Linked DNA regions of Mus musculus: region 1 is linked to region 2. A link is a loop called in an ENCODE intact Hi-C map of the cell type or tissue named here. Cell type or tissue: heart. All regions are shown on one strand. Links, peaks and the distances in the headings refer to the core of each region. The heading gives the core; the rest is flanking DNA.

Region 1 (8,337 bases), core at 124-8,123, 51 kb before region 2:
TCTACATGCTAACCTCCAGTTGAACCAATACCATTTGTTGAAAATGCTGTCTTTTTCCCCGTTGGATGGTTTTATTTAGCTGCTCTGTCAAAGATCAAGTGACCATAGGTGTGTGGGTTCATTTCTGGGTCTTCAATTCTATTTCACTGATCTCCCTGCCTGTTTCTGTACTAATACCATGCAGTTTTTTTAATCAGCATTGCTCTGTACTATGGCTTGAGGTCAGGAATGGTGATTCCTCCAGAAGTTTTTTTATTGTTGAGAAAATTCGCTATCCTGGGTTTTGTTTTGTTTTGTTTTTTTGTTATTCCAAGTGAATTCAAAAATTTCTCTTTCTAACTCCATGAAAAATTGAGTTGGTTTTTGACGGGGATTTCATAAAATCTGTAGATTGCTTTCATCAAGATGACCATTTTTATTATATTAATCCTGCCAATCCCTCCTTGTGTTGGAGTTTTCCATCTACTATCCTTTGTAGGGCTGGATTTGTGGAAAAATATTGTGTAAATTTCTTTTTTACTTCATTGTTAGTAGTTTCATTAAAACTAGGGTTTGTTTTCAATACTTATAAAATGTACTTTTGCTTTTAAGATAAAATAATCTGGGGTTTCTTTTGGTAATTAATGTTGGCTAACAACGAGTGGAATTAACTTTACTACTAAATATATAACTATTAAAATATCTTAATGGGTTTGATCTTAAGGCACAGTTATTTGCAATTATTCTAGTTAACAAAAAATTATTTAACTTTGAAATTGGCTTCTTTCTGGAGCTTCTATCAGATTTCTGCCTTAAGGTTTTTGAGGTTTCATAAAATTAATTTACTCATAATGTTAAATTCTGATATACTGAGGCTAAATTATCCAGTATTAGCCACATGAAGCTTTAATACACTCCTGACACTTAATTTCACAGCTACTACTATACTGAATAACATATATATCATATCCAAACTGAGAAAAGCCTCCACCTTTCTTAACTTTAACATTCTAAGACATTTGGCTTTTCTTCCTACGTTCCTGTTAACAGCATTATGGAAGTTACTAATTAACTTTAAATTCTTAATGAACTAATAAAATATACCTAATGAAAACTATCCTTCATTCCTGTGAAAGAAGAAACCATCAAATAAATAAAGTGACTTTATTAAGTAATGGTGAAGGAGCAAGTTCTTCATATAATAAGCATGTATAATACCACCAAAAAAAAAAAAATGAAACCATCTAGGATGCAGAAAGTACCTTCACAAAAGGGACAGCAGATTTTTTTAAGTTTTAAATTCCTGGGCTGAAGAAATGACCCAGCTTAACAGAGCTTAACAGAGCACCAACTGCTCTTCTGAAGGTCCGGAGTTCAAATCCCAGCAACCGCATGGTGGCTTACAACCATCTGTAACGTAATCTTCTGTAACACCCCTCTTCTGGAGTATCTGAAGACAGCTACATGTACTTACATATAATATATAATAAATTAAATCTTTTTTTTAAAGTTTAATTTCCTTTCTATACATATGTGTATCATTTCTTTATTTACAAGTATAACCAAGCACTTTATTATAAATGGCAGATACTGAAAAAAAAAAGCAAGCTGATATTCTGATTTCATGTTTCAAACTAATTACAGTTAACATCTTTAAAGTCTTTAAAAATCAAATGTATATTTTAATTCTTTTATTAAATGCTGATGTCTTGGCCTCAAATATCAATTATGGATATGAAAAAAATATACTCAGATAAAATACCCTTTCCTCTGTTAAAAGCAGATAAGCACTGTCTTATTAAAGAAGCTTTTCATGATCTGAGGTCACCTCTATTACAAAGTTTCTTTTTAAACTTCAAAATACAATTTTTAAGTAAATCTCTGCTTTGCATTCTTTAAGACACTGTCTATGCTTATTGTCCCGGCTAGTCATGAGGACTAGGCCAGCTTAGGCAACATAGTGAGGGTTCCTCCTACCATCCCACTCCTGTCCATTACAACGGGAAAAGAAAATGGAAAAGGAGGAAAACGGAAGCAGGGTGGGGAGAAGTAATCAATACCAACACTCAGGATAAAAGCACGAGTGTGAGGCCAGCCTGGGCTACAGAGCAAGAACCCATCTTAAAAGGGAGGGAGGATGACAAAAAAGAAAGAGAGAGAAAGAAAGCTGGGCAGTGGTGCCACACACCTTTAATCCCAGCACTCAGGAAGCAGAGGCAACGGGATTTCTGAGTTTGAGGCATACCTGGTCTACTGAGCAAGTTCCAGGACAGCCAAGGCTGCACAGAGAAGCCCTCTTGAAAACACAAAAATAAGGGGAGGGTGGATAAAATCTATACTTAAAGAGTTTACTTGATGATAAATTTTTGTTTTTAATTTTTAATTATAACTTAAGATGATAAAGCAGGCCAGTGGTAATAAAAATAACCGAAATTTAAGCAGTTTTTAGACATGAATTAGTTCATATTTCATAATAGTTTGAAAAGATGCCTTGGGAACAAAGTATTCTAGTAATTTTAGTATTCTTTTCCTAACTCTTCATTTCTACATTCAGCTACTGTTTACAAAGATTAGAGTTGACTAGGTCAGATATCAGTGAATTATTTGTTTAGTATTTTTAATCTATTACCTTTATATGTCTACTTACACAAAACTCCTAATTTTAATTTGTGCTTCTTTTCAACTGCAATAATATACCACATGTAATACCATTTGGTAGGAAAGGGAACAGGATGGGAAGGGAGAAACAGTACTTAACAAACAAGAAACTGAAACTTAGTTTCTATATGAAAATCCTGGGAAGATCTTCACTTTTATTGAAATCTTCATTTATCTGTTTCATGCTAATTGGATTGTCTCAAGGAGCGGGGGCCTGTGCCGCCAGACCACAACTTTTTTTTTTTTTTTTTTTTTTTTTTTTTTTTTTTTTTGGTTTTTCGAGACAGGGTTTCTCTGTGTAGCCCTGGCTGTCCTGGAACTCACTCTGTAGACCAGGCTGGCCTTGAACTCAGAAATCCGCCTGCCTCTGCCTCCCGAGTGCTGGGATTAAAGGCGTGCGCCACTATGCCCAGCCAGACCACAACTTTCACAGTATATGTTTTCTCTTTGGAGGCTCTGCTTATTTCAGAATTAAGAAGAGCTGCCTACAAGGATACCAATCTTCAGAGGGAAAGGAATTTAGCCTCTGTCATGTGGCTTCAGTCCTCTGTGATGATCAAAGGACATAGTACAGACTTGGTGCAACCTTTCTCCTGTTTTAAAGGTAGCTATCAAAATCTTTTCCACCCCAGTACTAGAGATGACCCCAGGACTATCCACATACTTGGCAAGGACATTGCCTAAAACAAGTCTGCATAAAACAAGGAGGAAAATAGAAAGATCTGAGAGGGGTCTCTGTAGTCTCCAAGGAGATTTACAAATTAGTGACATGTAGCAGGAAGTGACAAGTGTTCCAGAAGCTAGAAGTTAGTAGAGATTACTCCCCGTAGCTGGAGTTAGGAGAAGGAAATTTTCATGATAACTCATAAGGAAGGAAAGGGCAGGGCAAGACTCTCAGTAAAGGAAAATAAAGACAAAAACTGTAAGCAAGGACAGGAGAGATGGTGCAGTTGGTTAAACACTTATTACATACTCTAAGGACCTGAGTGTGATCCCCTATACCCATGCAAAAGGCTAGGGTGTGTGTGTAGCCCCAGACTTGGGGAGGCAGAGAGAGAAGGATCCCTTGAGCCAGCCTTAACCTAAATTACAAGTCCCAGCAAGAGAGCCTGTCTCAAAAACACAAGGTACCAGAGCAATGCTATCCAAACAATTATGAACTCCATACACATGTGCACGCACATGAACATATATGGGCAAAACCAAATGTAAGCCTCAGAATATCTTATAACACAAACCATAAAGGGGTGAGGAGGGCTTCACAGTTGAGTGTGGTGGCTTACAGCTGTAACTCCAGCATTTGGGAGGCTAAATCCTAGGCTCCTATAGAGTAAGGTCAAGACCAGCCTGAAATTTTAGCAAAACTTTGTCTTAAATTAAAAAATTAAAAAAAAAAAACGGACTGGGATATAATTTAGTAGTGTTTGCTGAGCATGTCCGGGGCGCTGGGTTTGATTCCTACTACTTGGGGGTAGAAGTGTAGGAAAAGCTGAAGTAAAAATGCTTAATAATCAAATATACACACAGCTTAATAATCAAATATATAAACTTTTTTTCCTTTGAACCCTATCAACCAGTCTAGCAATCAGAAACTGATGTACAAAGAAATTCATAAAACTACACCGGGAAATTATACAATTCCCCAACTCAGAGAAATCTGTTTCTCTGTATTAGTTAAGGTATAATAGAAATACTAATTTTAACCAAAGCTTCATGATCTCACAACAGTCATCAGCTCCTTTGGGGTATTTATATGGCAGTGTAATTTTGCAGGGTGGTTCCCTGGCATTCTGTTCTCAAGCCCACAAATGTAGCACTAATGTGACCCGTGCAGCTGCAGCTTCCTTCCTGCATTTCAGAAGCTCTGGGTAGCCACACACTTACAGCTCTGTTTAACCGCACACAAAAGACTGGCAATTGGCCAAGAAGCTTCTGCCACTCCTGGGTATATGCTAATATTTCCTAAATCAACTTGTCCATGAAATTATGTCTACTACCTTAGTACACTATAGCAATGTAAAGGAAATTAAATTCCAATGTCTAGTTAACAAAACTGCAAAGCCACTAAAATATCTAACAGATGTTCTTATAGCACCCTATGAAAATAATTTAATTCCATTAAGCTGATCCTTAAGATTTCCTCAAAGACTTACCATTCCCTTAGAATTTTACCAACAGCAAGAAGAGCAACAATGATTTGTTATAGTATACAGATTTAACTGTATTTACAAAGCTTCCTTTTGAACATCCTCTGCACACTAACTGATATCAAGAATGAATGCTGTCAGCACCTGCACCACACAGAATGGCATGACTTATGACTATGATAGGGAGATAAAGACATTCAAGAATGACCTGAATTTCTGCTGTCTCTAAAGCAAAAGTAGTTATAAACACAGAACACCTGATTCTATAAAACAAGAAGCTGTACCATTCTTGGATTAATGGGGCAGGGATTAATGGAGGGCTAGGATGTGAGTCCGGGTAGAGGTTTATTTAAGGCCAGGGTTCAAGCAACAGCAGCCAACTGAGCTAATGCTTAGCTGTTATGAAAAGGAGTACTCGGGCTGGAGAGATAGCTCAGCCGTTAAGAGCACTGAATGCTCTTTCAGAGGTTCTGAGTTCAATTCCCAGCAACCACATGGTGGCTTACAACCATCTGTAATGAGATCTGATGCCCTCTTCTGGTGTGTCTGAAGACAGCTACAGTATACTTAACATATAATAAATAAATCAAAAGAAGAGAAAAGAAAAGAAAAGAAAAGAAAAGAAAAAGAAAAGAGAAGAAAAGAAAAGAAGTACTCCACATCAGCAAGCAACAGTAGTGAGCACTGCCCTGTGTGTGAACATCTCAGAAAATACTAATTTTTACAAAAATCTTCATCTGCCTCTAAGTTTCTCTCCCTTCTATCTTTTCCAGGTCTGACCACTAAACGAGTAGGTGTTTGAATGACTTAAACCTTTTACAGATTTATTCAATAGTTAAATGCCAACTATGCTAAACCTGTAAAACATTAAAAGACCTGAAAAAGCACTGGTTTAATTTTCTTCCCTTGGCTGGACATCTTCCCACAGACAGTGTGAGAAAGGACTAGCACGCCCTTCAACAGAAAGTGTGGTTCTCAGGGATGCCTGGAAACAGGCAAGGCAACACATGCACAGTGCTCAGGAGGCTGAGGTAGGAGCCAGCCTAGACCAAACAGCAAACTCTGTCTCAAACCACTTACCAAAAGCAAATCAACAAACAGGGATATTTGTACTTTAAATGCCCATTCCTGCTCAGTATTGCCCTCATGTAAAATTCAAGGACTGTTGAGCAAATACATAACTCTAAAGGATCTTCTAAACACCCCCCTCAATGTCAGCAGCCCTTAGAATTGAAAGTAAAGGTGAAAAATTATTCATCATAATTTATGATGAGAAAGAAATCTGCTTCACTCAAAAGTTAAAACTATAAACATCTCTGCATATACTACATGGGTAACAAATTGTTGAACACTGCTTGTAGCCTAAATAATTTGCTCCTAAACAGTCACAAAATAGACAGGACTTTACTACCATTTATATGACACAGACACATACATTATATTACAAGGAGCCACACGGTTCACAATCTATTCTTTTTTGGACATAGGATCTAGCTTTGTAGCCCAGGATGACCTTTAACTCAGAATCTTTCTTAGCCTGCATAGTGCAAGGAATACCAGTATACACCACCTGGCATGGCTATCTCCAACTTCCTCTTAAAGTCTAATACACTTCATGGGGGTCAGGGGGAGCCTGAAATGCTGAGTTGTAAACACTAAATTCTTGACATTTACCTCTCAGGAAGTAGAAAAGAGATAGGGAAGATTACCAAAACAATCTTTCAAACAAAGAAGCTTAACTTGTAAGAACACATTTGTAAAAACAATACCATTTCCAGAAAATATTAACTTACCAGTATGTGCTGTAGCTACTGCAATCCATACACACTGTATGCTGAGCTTTCTCCTGCTTTTCTGATCTCTTATGGTTGAGTAAGGGTATCTGTGCATCTTCATAATGTTTTTTTGCATGGCCATTCACATACCTTACAAAGCCAAGTGAAATTATTTTAATTTAAATATTGCTTTGGAAAGTTGTCAAAGATGATGAAATTGTTAACCAAATTAAAATGAAAAATAACTCTTTAAAAAAAGTTAATCACCTGGTGATATATTAAGCTAAATACTTAAAGTATACTCAAATTTGCAACTCAATACTACAGTCAAATTTTAGTTACGCCTTGATTAGGGACAAGCAAGGAAAGGTATTAGCTACCCAAATTCGTTTCAGTGCTATTTATACTATCTTCTATGCTGATGTTTCCCCTATATTGTCTTTCATTTAAGGGTTTTCTCAAATTGCTAATTCCCAGCTTGGAGTTGTTATTTTAAAATAAGTAAATAAAAAGTCTGTACATTAAAATAATCAACCTCCTTCCCCAGTACCATATGCTGAAGTTACACCTACAATGTGAAAGTCAGACAGAAGCATGGCAATCTGTGGTCTCCTGGATACAGCTTCAGATTTTTCCTCTGAATGCCTCATCACCAACACACATGGAAATGCATTTGTGTAAAACAATCCAAACAAAACACAAATCAACTTGTGTTAGAAAAACTGCAATTTGTCCATGTAAGCAAACATAGCCAGTGATTGGTTATATTCCTACCAATTTTATAACTTTCCAACTCAAGTTTAATAAACAGAGCTTTATAACATTTATTTATTTGGGAGTGAGTGGCTGTCCATGACATGGTACATAAGCAGAAGCCAAAAGATGATTCATGGGAGTAGGGTCCCTCCCTACCTAATAGGTCAAACCAGAAGGATCAGACTTGATGTCAAGTGCCTTTACCTGCTAAGCCATCTTGTAAGCCCTAATAAATTATTATAGCAGGGAAACTAAAACCAAAGTAAGTATCTATGCACCCTCATTTATCTACACTTTACCTAAAGACTATAGAATGTTGTCCCTGACCTCTATAAAAAACTCCTAAGGACACAAAAACATCCCAGTTCCTTTACAACAACTAGTCTGCAAAAGGTGGAAATTACTTAAAAACTCAACAGGTAAAGAAACAATTGCTAGTTCACTGGCATCAAAATAACAGACTTAGAGCAGGAAGTTTCATCTCAAGCTGCAGTAGTTAATCAAGAAGCTGCACTTACCTTGAGACTGAGGAATGGCTCTCAGCCTAAGTCCAGTCTCCACACCCCAGAAAAACTAACACCCTTAACCTCAATTCAGAATTCAACCATTTTTTTCTTATACCTTTCCCCCATGAACTTTAACACCAAGGATCCTCTGTCTCCCAAAGTAGACTGAGTTTAAAATAAAATAACAAGGGTATGTGCTTAAAACTAGCCTTTCAAATTCACATACTAGTTGTATAAGCACAATGAGTTATTAAAATTTCTGTACTTGTTTTCTCACCTGTGAATTGAGGTTATAGTACATGTATCACATTGTTGGGCAATTAAACTAAATAATCTAAGACAAGTGTGAATGGTTATTTCATTAGCATCTTCTCCCATACATTTAACTACTATTTATTCAGAGTCCAAATAACAAACCAATTGCTTAGAGTAGGCACATGAAGCACTCACTACTTATACAGTGTTGTTAGGAAGCCCTTGCAGTTTAACTGAAAAGGTAAACTAACCTACATATGC
Region 2 (8,337 bases), core at 147-8,146:
GATTGTAAGAAAGTTCCCATTCTTTTCTCTATTTCTTTCCCCTCATTTTGTCGGCTATGGCAGGTTGTTTGTTTGTTTGTTTTGAGCCACATTGGTTTTATTTATTTATTTGTGTGTATGCATGGCTTGAGACAGGGCACATTTGCCCTGACACATGTGGAAGTCTGAGGTGAAATCCAGGTGTCTTCCCCATCACATTCCTCTTTCCTACTCTCTTTCTTTCTTTCCTACTCTCTTTCCTTCTTTCTTTCTTTCTTTCTTTCTTTCTTTCTTCCTTCCTTCCTTCCTTCCTTCCTTCCTTCCTCTCTCTCTCTGTCTCTCTGTCTCTCTGTCTCTCTGTCTCTCTCTCTCTTTCTTTCTTTCTTTCTTTCTTTCTTTCTTTCTTTCTTTCTTTCTTTCTTTCTGTTCATGCCAGGCTTGTCTGTCTGTGCACCACATGCACAGGTGTCCTTAGAGGCCAGAAGAGGGTGTTAGATCCCCTGGAACTAGAATTCCTACAGGCTGTTGAAAACTGCCTGATGTGGGTGCTGGGAACAAAACTTGGGTCCTCTGCAAAAGCAGCAAGTGTTCTAAACCACTGATCCATCTCTCCAGGCTCCTCCACTTTGTTATTTGTAGACAGAGTCTGCAGCTATACCCAAAGCTCACCGTTTTGGTCCGATTGGCTGGTTCCAATGAGTTCCTGGGATCTGTCTATCTCTGGGTCCCAAGCACTGGAGTTACAAATGCACGTTACCACAAGCAGCTTTTACGGGGGTTGGAAATCCGATCTAGGGTCCTCATGTTTGCCCAGCAAGCACACTATCTACCCAGCCACATCCCTAGCTCTGCATCATTTTATAGAATGAAAAAAAATTGTATGATTTAATACCACACCATTCCACTTCCAATAAGATAACTGCAAGAATAAAGACTTACAATCTAATTTCTAACTCTTGTTACATATTAGGTATAAATTATGAAACTTAAGAGAAGATAGCTTGACTTTCATTATGCAAAGAAATAAAATAAATTTACTACCGCATTAGGCAGCTATGTTTGACAGTCTACGTAATTGTTGAATGGCTAGGCATGAGTGACAGTTTTCATTAAACACGTTGGGTGGTAGTAAGTCAGTCCTCACAGGTTGGTTCTAGAAACTCTCCAGTAACAAATCCACAGAGGCTAAAAATCTCTCGTGGAATATGCACATGAAACGACCTACATGGTTTTCTTGGACACTTGGACAATTTATGGTGCTAAAATGATATAAATGCTGTGTTCTAGGCTGTTACAGAGTATCATAAGGACAAGAGAAAAACCTGCACACGTTCAGTTCTGACACCAGGCTCGTTGCTGTGACAAAGCCTGCCACTCTAACTTGGAGCTTAATGCTGGGACCTGACCAAATCACACACTTGCACGGCTGCCCCTGTTCCCCTCTCCCCACCACCACCCCGAGAAAGGGTTTCTCGGCATAGCCTTAGCTGTCCTGGAACTATGGCCTCTAAACTCACAGAGATATGTCTGCCTCTGCCTTCTGAGTGCTAGAATTAAGAAGTGAGCCATCAGGCCCAGTTTCCTGTCACTAAAAAAAAAAAAAAAAACTCAAAAAACCAGCATACAAAATATCAGGTTTCCTTATCTTTGTTTTGATCAATGCTCCCTAGTTCTCCATCTGCTTGCCTTCTCTGACCCCAGATTCGCCTTTCTACTTCCCTGTCATGTGACCCAATACCCTCCCCACCCTTCTTCCTTAAAGTGGCCCCTTTCTAGTTTTATGATCTTCATACACATTCAATCCCCATAACTACACTCATGCAAAAATTAGAAGGTAAGATAGCTGGGCCTGTGGCTTTGTGGTGTTTGCTGAGCACACAGGAGGCCTTAGGTTCAATCCTAAGAACTGAAAACAAGCCCTCAAATCAAACAAAAACGCCTACATTTGGGGCTAGAGAGATGGCTCAGCAGTTAAGAGCACATAGTGTCCTTGCATGGGACCTCGGTTCCATTCCCAGCACCCATGGCGGGTGGCTCACAATCTCCTGAAACTCTAGCTCCAAGGTTATCCAATGTTTCTGGCTTCTGTGGGCACCTGAATACATGCACACACATAATTAAAAATAAAGTAAAATCTTAAATAAAAACCTGCATGAATGTGTGAAGGCCTGAGCATGCATATATATATATATATATATATATATATATATATATATATATATATAGTGTGTGTGTGTGTGTGCGCGCGCGCGCGCGCGTGCGCTCAAAAAGATCCACTGAGACCAGAAGACAGCATGCAATACCACAGAGCTAGAGCTAGAGTTAACGGAGGTTGAAAGCTGTCCTCCCCCAATATGGGTGCTGGGAACCACACTTAGATCCTTCGAAAGAGCTGTAAGTGCTCTTAATCACTGAGCCATCTCTCCAGTCCCCCAAATAAATTATTTTTTTTTATAAATTAGAGGGTAAAATCTGTATATGAGAGAGAACATATGGCTGGTGAAGACCAACTTTAAAAGCTTCAACTTATTAACCATTTGCTTCCTCTGTGCTGGACGGGAAGAGCCAGCCAGCCATAGCCTCCTGTATACAATAATCTCCACTCCCTTCTTACACGTGCTCATGAATTTTGACTCAACAAACATTGGGTAACTATGACAGTAAAGACAGAACACATTCCCCTTCTTAAGAATCCCCTCCCGGACTGGAGAGATGGCTCAGTGGTTAAGAGCACTGATTGCTCTTTCAGAGGTCCTGAGTTCAAATCCCAGCAACCACATGGTGGCTCACAACCATCTGTAATGAGATCTGACCCCCTCTTCTGGGGTGTCTGAAGACAGCTACAGTGTACTAACGTATAATAATAAATAAATCTTAAAAAAAAAAAAAAGAATCCCCTCACATCTGGCATGTGGTATTTTTTTTTTTTTTTTTTTTTTTTGGTTTTTCGAGACAGGGTTTCTCTGTATAGCCCTGGCTGTCCTGGAACTCACTTTGTAGACCAGGCTGGCCTCGAACTCAGAAATCCGCCTGTCTCTGCCTCCCAAGTGCTGGGATTAAAGGCGTGCGCCACCACCACCCCGCGGTATATTCTTTTAATAGAGAGGCAGAGACAGTCAGATCTCTGTGAGTTTGACAAGCCTGGTTTACATAGTGAGTTCCAGGACAGCCAAGGCTATGTAGAGAGACCTTGTCTCAGACAACAACAGTAACAAGAATCCCCTCCTCACCTACCCTAGCACCGCAGATGTGTGCTCTGACCCTAGAGCTGTACATTTTCCAAATCATTCTGAATACAATGAAAACCAGCACACAAATCCAGAGGCCCATTCTCAGCATGGTTGGTTGAATCCGTGCACGTGATACCCATGGGTAAGGAGGATCAGTGATAACTGAAACATCCAAGCCCAGCTCTGTCCAAATGCAGGACGGGGAGGCAGGAGGATGTGGCCCTCTGTGCCTTGGAAAGGCTCTAAGGATGCCTGGTTGGCAGACAGCAAGCAGAGTGTACACAGGATGGGCTTCACAGAGGAGCTTTTGACCCTAAACATGGCGCTTACACTCAAAACTCTCATTCGCTTCCCCAGCCAGGGTAAACCTTCTACATATGAGAAGATGTCACCAATAAAGATTTATCTGGGAGCCTGGGAGATGGCACAGCAGATCAAAGAGCTTGTTAGATAAGCTGATCACCTGAGGTTCCTGGAATCCACATGGTGGAAGGAGAACTGACTGAAGTTGTCATCTATTAGCTGCAGGCTCAGTTCTGTGACATGTCAACAACCACCCCCCGGGATGATAATGTTATACAGAAAATAAAAGTTCAAGATTTATTTGGTGCAGGTGGGGTGCTGCAAAGCAGTAAATCCCAGAATCTAGAATGCTAAGGCAGGAGGTTCATGGATTTCAGGCCAGTCTGAGGTATGTAGTGAGACAAGGGGGGGAGGGGAACTCATTAATTAATTAATTAATTAATTAATTCGTTAAACAGAACTATGGCCTTTGAAAGGACTATAGTAGTTCTCCAACTAAACACATGTTGAGAATCTGCATACGTAGCAATAAGGAGGTTTGATACACGCAGAATTTGGGTATATCTCTGTTGTCTGGAGATAGTAGACCCAGTAAGCAAATACTGACATGACCTAGGAAGACTCAATTACGGCCCCTGGGTCACACATGTAACTAACTGGTGGGATCAGAAGTCGGAAGGTAGTGTACGAGGGAGGAGACATTCAAACTCCCCACTCTGGGCTATGGAAAGACGCTGTCCCTGTGCTGCGTGTTGCATCATTACAGACAGTCCCAGACTTCTTGCCTCCAGTGTTTGTGACAGCAGCAGCTATTCTGGCTCTCCATCTCTCTGTTTATAAAAATAAAGTGCTTGAGAAACGCGTCTCCCAAGTGTCCTCCCAGCACTGGATGCTTCGTCACGGTGTTTTCTCCTCTTCCCTTTGCAAAGGCTCTGCTGGCCCAGTTCCCCCTGGCTCAGAGCTCCTCAGGGGACTCGGCGTCTCCTGGGCTCGCCCCCTAGAGGACATCTGTGGCGCTGCAGGAGCCAGACTCCCGGGGAGAATCTGTGCATCAGACCAAGTCAACATAATCACACGGTAAAGCCAACTTTAATTACCGCTTTCCCTTTTTGAAAAACAGGGATCAACTACACATTCTCACAGCCCTTCCCACGCTTGCCAGGGCAAGGCTTCTGGAACAATGACGGGCGCAGTTGCAGCTTGAAAAGCCACTGGATTATTTTAAAATTGGATTCTATTTTAAACTCCCCACCCCTCCGTTTCTCTTAGGTCCTAGGAGACCCATTTGTTGATCCCGTAATGATCTTAAAGAGCTGACAGGTCTCAGTTATAAAGTAATGCATTTGTCTCTGGTCGTTTTATTAAAACAATCTTTTGGGTTGTTAGGTAATACATGCAACATGATACAAGACTGAAACATCACAGTGTTCGCAGGGCTAATCACAATAACTGAAGTTGGAAATGGCCCAAGCGTCATCACTGGTGAGTGGCTATACAGATCAGTGAGATGGCCCAGCAAGGAAAGGGACTTGCTGCCTCTTCTGACCACCCAAGCCCATCCCTGACTCCTGAGGGTTATCCTCAGAGCACAGTGACACCAGAACCACCTCTTACCATAAACAAACAACATCACACAACGCAGTGTTACTCAGCCATAGAAAAGAATGAAGAAATGATAACAGTCTAAAATAAAAACAAGTTTTGAAGACATGCCAAGTGAAGGAAGCTGTCTTAGGGTTTTATTGCTGTGAAGAGACATCATGGCTTGGCAACACTTGTAAATGAAAACATTTAATTTGGGGCTCCCTTACAGTTTCAGATGTTTAGCCCATTATCTTCATGGTAGGAAGCATGGTGCCCTGCAGGTAGACACGGTGCTGGAGAAGAAGCTGAGAGTTCTACATCTTGATTCATAGGCAGCAGGAGGAGAGTGTGCTACACTGGGCATAGCTTGAGCATAGGAGACCTCAAAGCCCACCCCCACAGTGACACACTTCCTCCAACAAGGCCACACCTACCAATGGGCCAAGCATTCAAACACTTGAATCTGTGGGGGCCATACCTATTCAAACCACCACAGAAGCCAGGCCAAATGTTTGTTGTTTTTTATTCTTCAAAACAGGGTTCGTGGGCTGGAGAGATGGCTCAGCAGTTAAGAGCACTGACTGCTCTTCCAGAGGTCCTCAGTTCAATTCCCAGCAACCACATGGTGGCTCACAACCACCCATAATGAGATATGACGCCCTATTCTGGTGTGTCTGAAGACAGCTACAGTGTACTCACATACATAAAATAAAAAAATAAATCTTCAACAACAACAACAAAAAACCTAAAAAACAAAACAGGGTTCTCTGTGTATCTCTGGCTGTCCTGGAACTTGCTTTGAAGACCAGACTGACCTTGAACTCAGAGATCTGTCTGGCTCTGCCTCCATAGTGCTAGGATTAAAGCTGTGAGCTGGAGCTGCCCAGCTTAAAGGGCCACGTTATATCATTACTGTTCTATGAAATATAGAGAAGAAGCAAATTGATAGAGATATAGAGCAAGGTTAGTGGTAGCCAGGGCACAGGAAATGGTTTCTCATGGATGTGGGGTCTTCTATGAGATGAGGCAATGTCCTGAAGTTAGATGCATGGGAGGTCACCCTGTGTTATGAACGTACTGAAAGTCACTGAGTTATGTATTTTTAAACAGTTACAACAGCATACGTTTTTATGCTTTGTATATTTTTACCACAAGATGTTCAACGTTTTCCAGGTCTCCTCCCTGAAAGCAAAACTAAATATTAACTTTGTTCTTAAGCATCCAGAGACTCTTGCACCCGTGTGCGCGTGCATACGTGTGCTTAGGCTAGGCATTGTTGAAGGACTTTGTTCCTCACCTCCTCCTCAATAATCCACGCTTCCCTTTCTTTTCCTCCTCACAGTTTACTTAGAACAATCATCAGTTTCTTCAAAAGGAATCAGGAAGGAGTTTTATTATAGAGCTAAAGTACACACTTGAGCTAGGAGCGGTTGTGTATACACATGCATAGTTACACACACACACAGCCCCAAATAGTGTGTGTGTGTGTATGTGTGTGTGTGTGTGTATTTCCAGTGCTAGAGATTACAACTCAGGCACATACCCCTAAATTGTTTGGAAAAATCAGAGAGAGAGACAGAGAGGGAGAAGGAGAACAAGTGGATGCAGAGCTACTGATTAAAAAGCTCCAAATAACTAGGCAAAAATCCCTCAGCCGCATATGAGGTGACCGATCACGCCTTCTCTTTTTAGACCATCAGTTCCTGACCTGGGAAGTTCATATCTGGTTACCTGGACCTTAGAAGCTAAACCAGGGAAGCAGGGGGAGTTCGGGGAATGGTGCTGGAGACACAGGGACACCACACAATAGGAACACCTGGAGGGAAATGCCTGTCATTTGGCATCTCAAAAATGCTTTTAAAACTAGCACATGAACAATCTAGATGGGAAACTGGTAATTTTGCCAGGAAAGAGCCTGGGTTCACGAAGCCTCACTGTATTGATTACTACTTGTGTGGGTGTGTAATTAAGTACAGGGATAGCATGTGATCTTTGATTCTGTCCTCTCAGTTCAGACTTCTTGCTCCAAATTTATTTATTTATATTTCATGTATAAGAGTGTTTTGCTTACATGTATATATGTTGCGCTGAGTTTGTGTGCCGGTGCCCATGGAGGCCAGAGAGTGTGTTAATCCCTTGGAGCAGGAGTTACAGCACGGTGTAGATGCTGGGAATGGAATCAGGGACCTCCAAAAGAGTAGCTAGTGCTCTTACCTGCCGAGCCATCCCAGCAAGCTCCAGCTGAGATCTCTTTGTCCACTTGTTCCCATATGAGAAGCCTTGAGAGTGTGCGTGGGGGCGGGTGAGGGCTGATGGGAATGGAGGGTGGAACCCATAGGGAACTTTTCCACTCACAGGACTCTTGGTCTACTTCCCTGTAACCCACACGGTTATGTGTTGATGAGGATAATTTCAGTGGCCTAGTTGGCTTCTAGAAAGTTCTTCACTGTTTTCAGTTTGTAACTGGTGATCAGAAGGATGGTGATTTTTTTTATTTATTTATTTAGTTATTTTTGCCCTGAAAGATTTTTATTCCAGTAAAAAGGCCCAGCTTTAAACATAAAACACACTTTAGATTTGTGCTTCCAAATCTCTCAGGGGACGATCGTTTCGTTTGTCAGATCCTCTGAGGCCGGTGTTTATGGAATCCTCCGTTTGTGGGGCATTTTGCAGTAGCACAAACATTACTTCAAAACAGGAAGCAGGCTTTTAATCTTTGGTCTGAAGTCAAGTGTTTCAGAAAATGAAAAGGCTCCGGTTGGAGGAAGGTTTGATGTGACACAAGTCACAACAGGAAGCTGGGTGACTCGGCTTTGCCTCTCCTGTCAGGGCGCTTAGGCAGGCACATCCATTTCTTAAACACCTGTTTTGTGCATGGCTTCACTTACCACTGATGACAACAGTAGTCGGGCTGCTTTCATTTCTTCCCATTATGTATATTCTTTGCGTGTGTAATACTTTTACCACGGTGGTAGTTCTGAAAACGTGATCCAGGGAACAGCAGGGCCTGTCAGGCAGTCTAAGAGGTTAAGGCTATTTTCACAATACTTTGCGCTCACTCCATCAGTGTGCTGTGGAGGCTGCAGGACCCAGCCACAGTTACCTGAAGGGGCTGTTAAAGTAGTCCTCCTCAGTTACAGCTCTGTGGGAAGCTAGCTCTTCCCTGTGCATGCCAGCCAAAGCACACTGCAGTAAGCCAAATAATAGAGATTATTTTAAAAGATTTATTTGTGTCTATGGT

What was found. Hi-C counts contacts between places; a loop is a spot of excess contacts. Peaks named below come from ENCODE experiments on the same cell type or tissue, not always from the same donor. Only the 100,000 strongest peaks of a DNase experiment are listed, where the experiment ranks them.
Region 1: it touches region 2 in a loop (2.1-fold over the local background); 2 of 42 quality-filtered maps call a loop at or near these places.

What each region holds. Positions count from the first base shown.
Region 1 is chr9:66,555,977-66,564,313 of GRCm38, forward strand. Usp3 (ubiquitin specific peptidase 3) reads right to left here. Exons shown (of 15, transcript NM_144937.4): 3 at 6,578-6,709. Among named protein-coding and RNA genes, the nearest start is that of Usp3, 33 kb to the right of the region's middle. In heart, for the core only: no CTCF peak of the experiment used is centred there; a DNase peak (open chromatin) is centred at 4,495.
Region 2 is chr9:66,607,422-66,615,758 of GRCm38, forward strand. No RefSeq gene overlaps it. Among named protein-coding and RNA genes, the nearest start is that of Usp3, 18 kb to the left of the region's middle. In heart, for the core only: no CTCF peak of the experiment used is centred there; a DNase peak (open chromatin) is centred at 4,440; H3K4me3 peaks cover 593 bases; H3K27ac peaks cover 373 bases.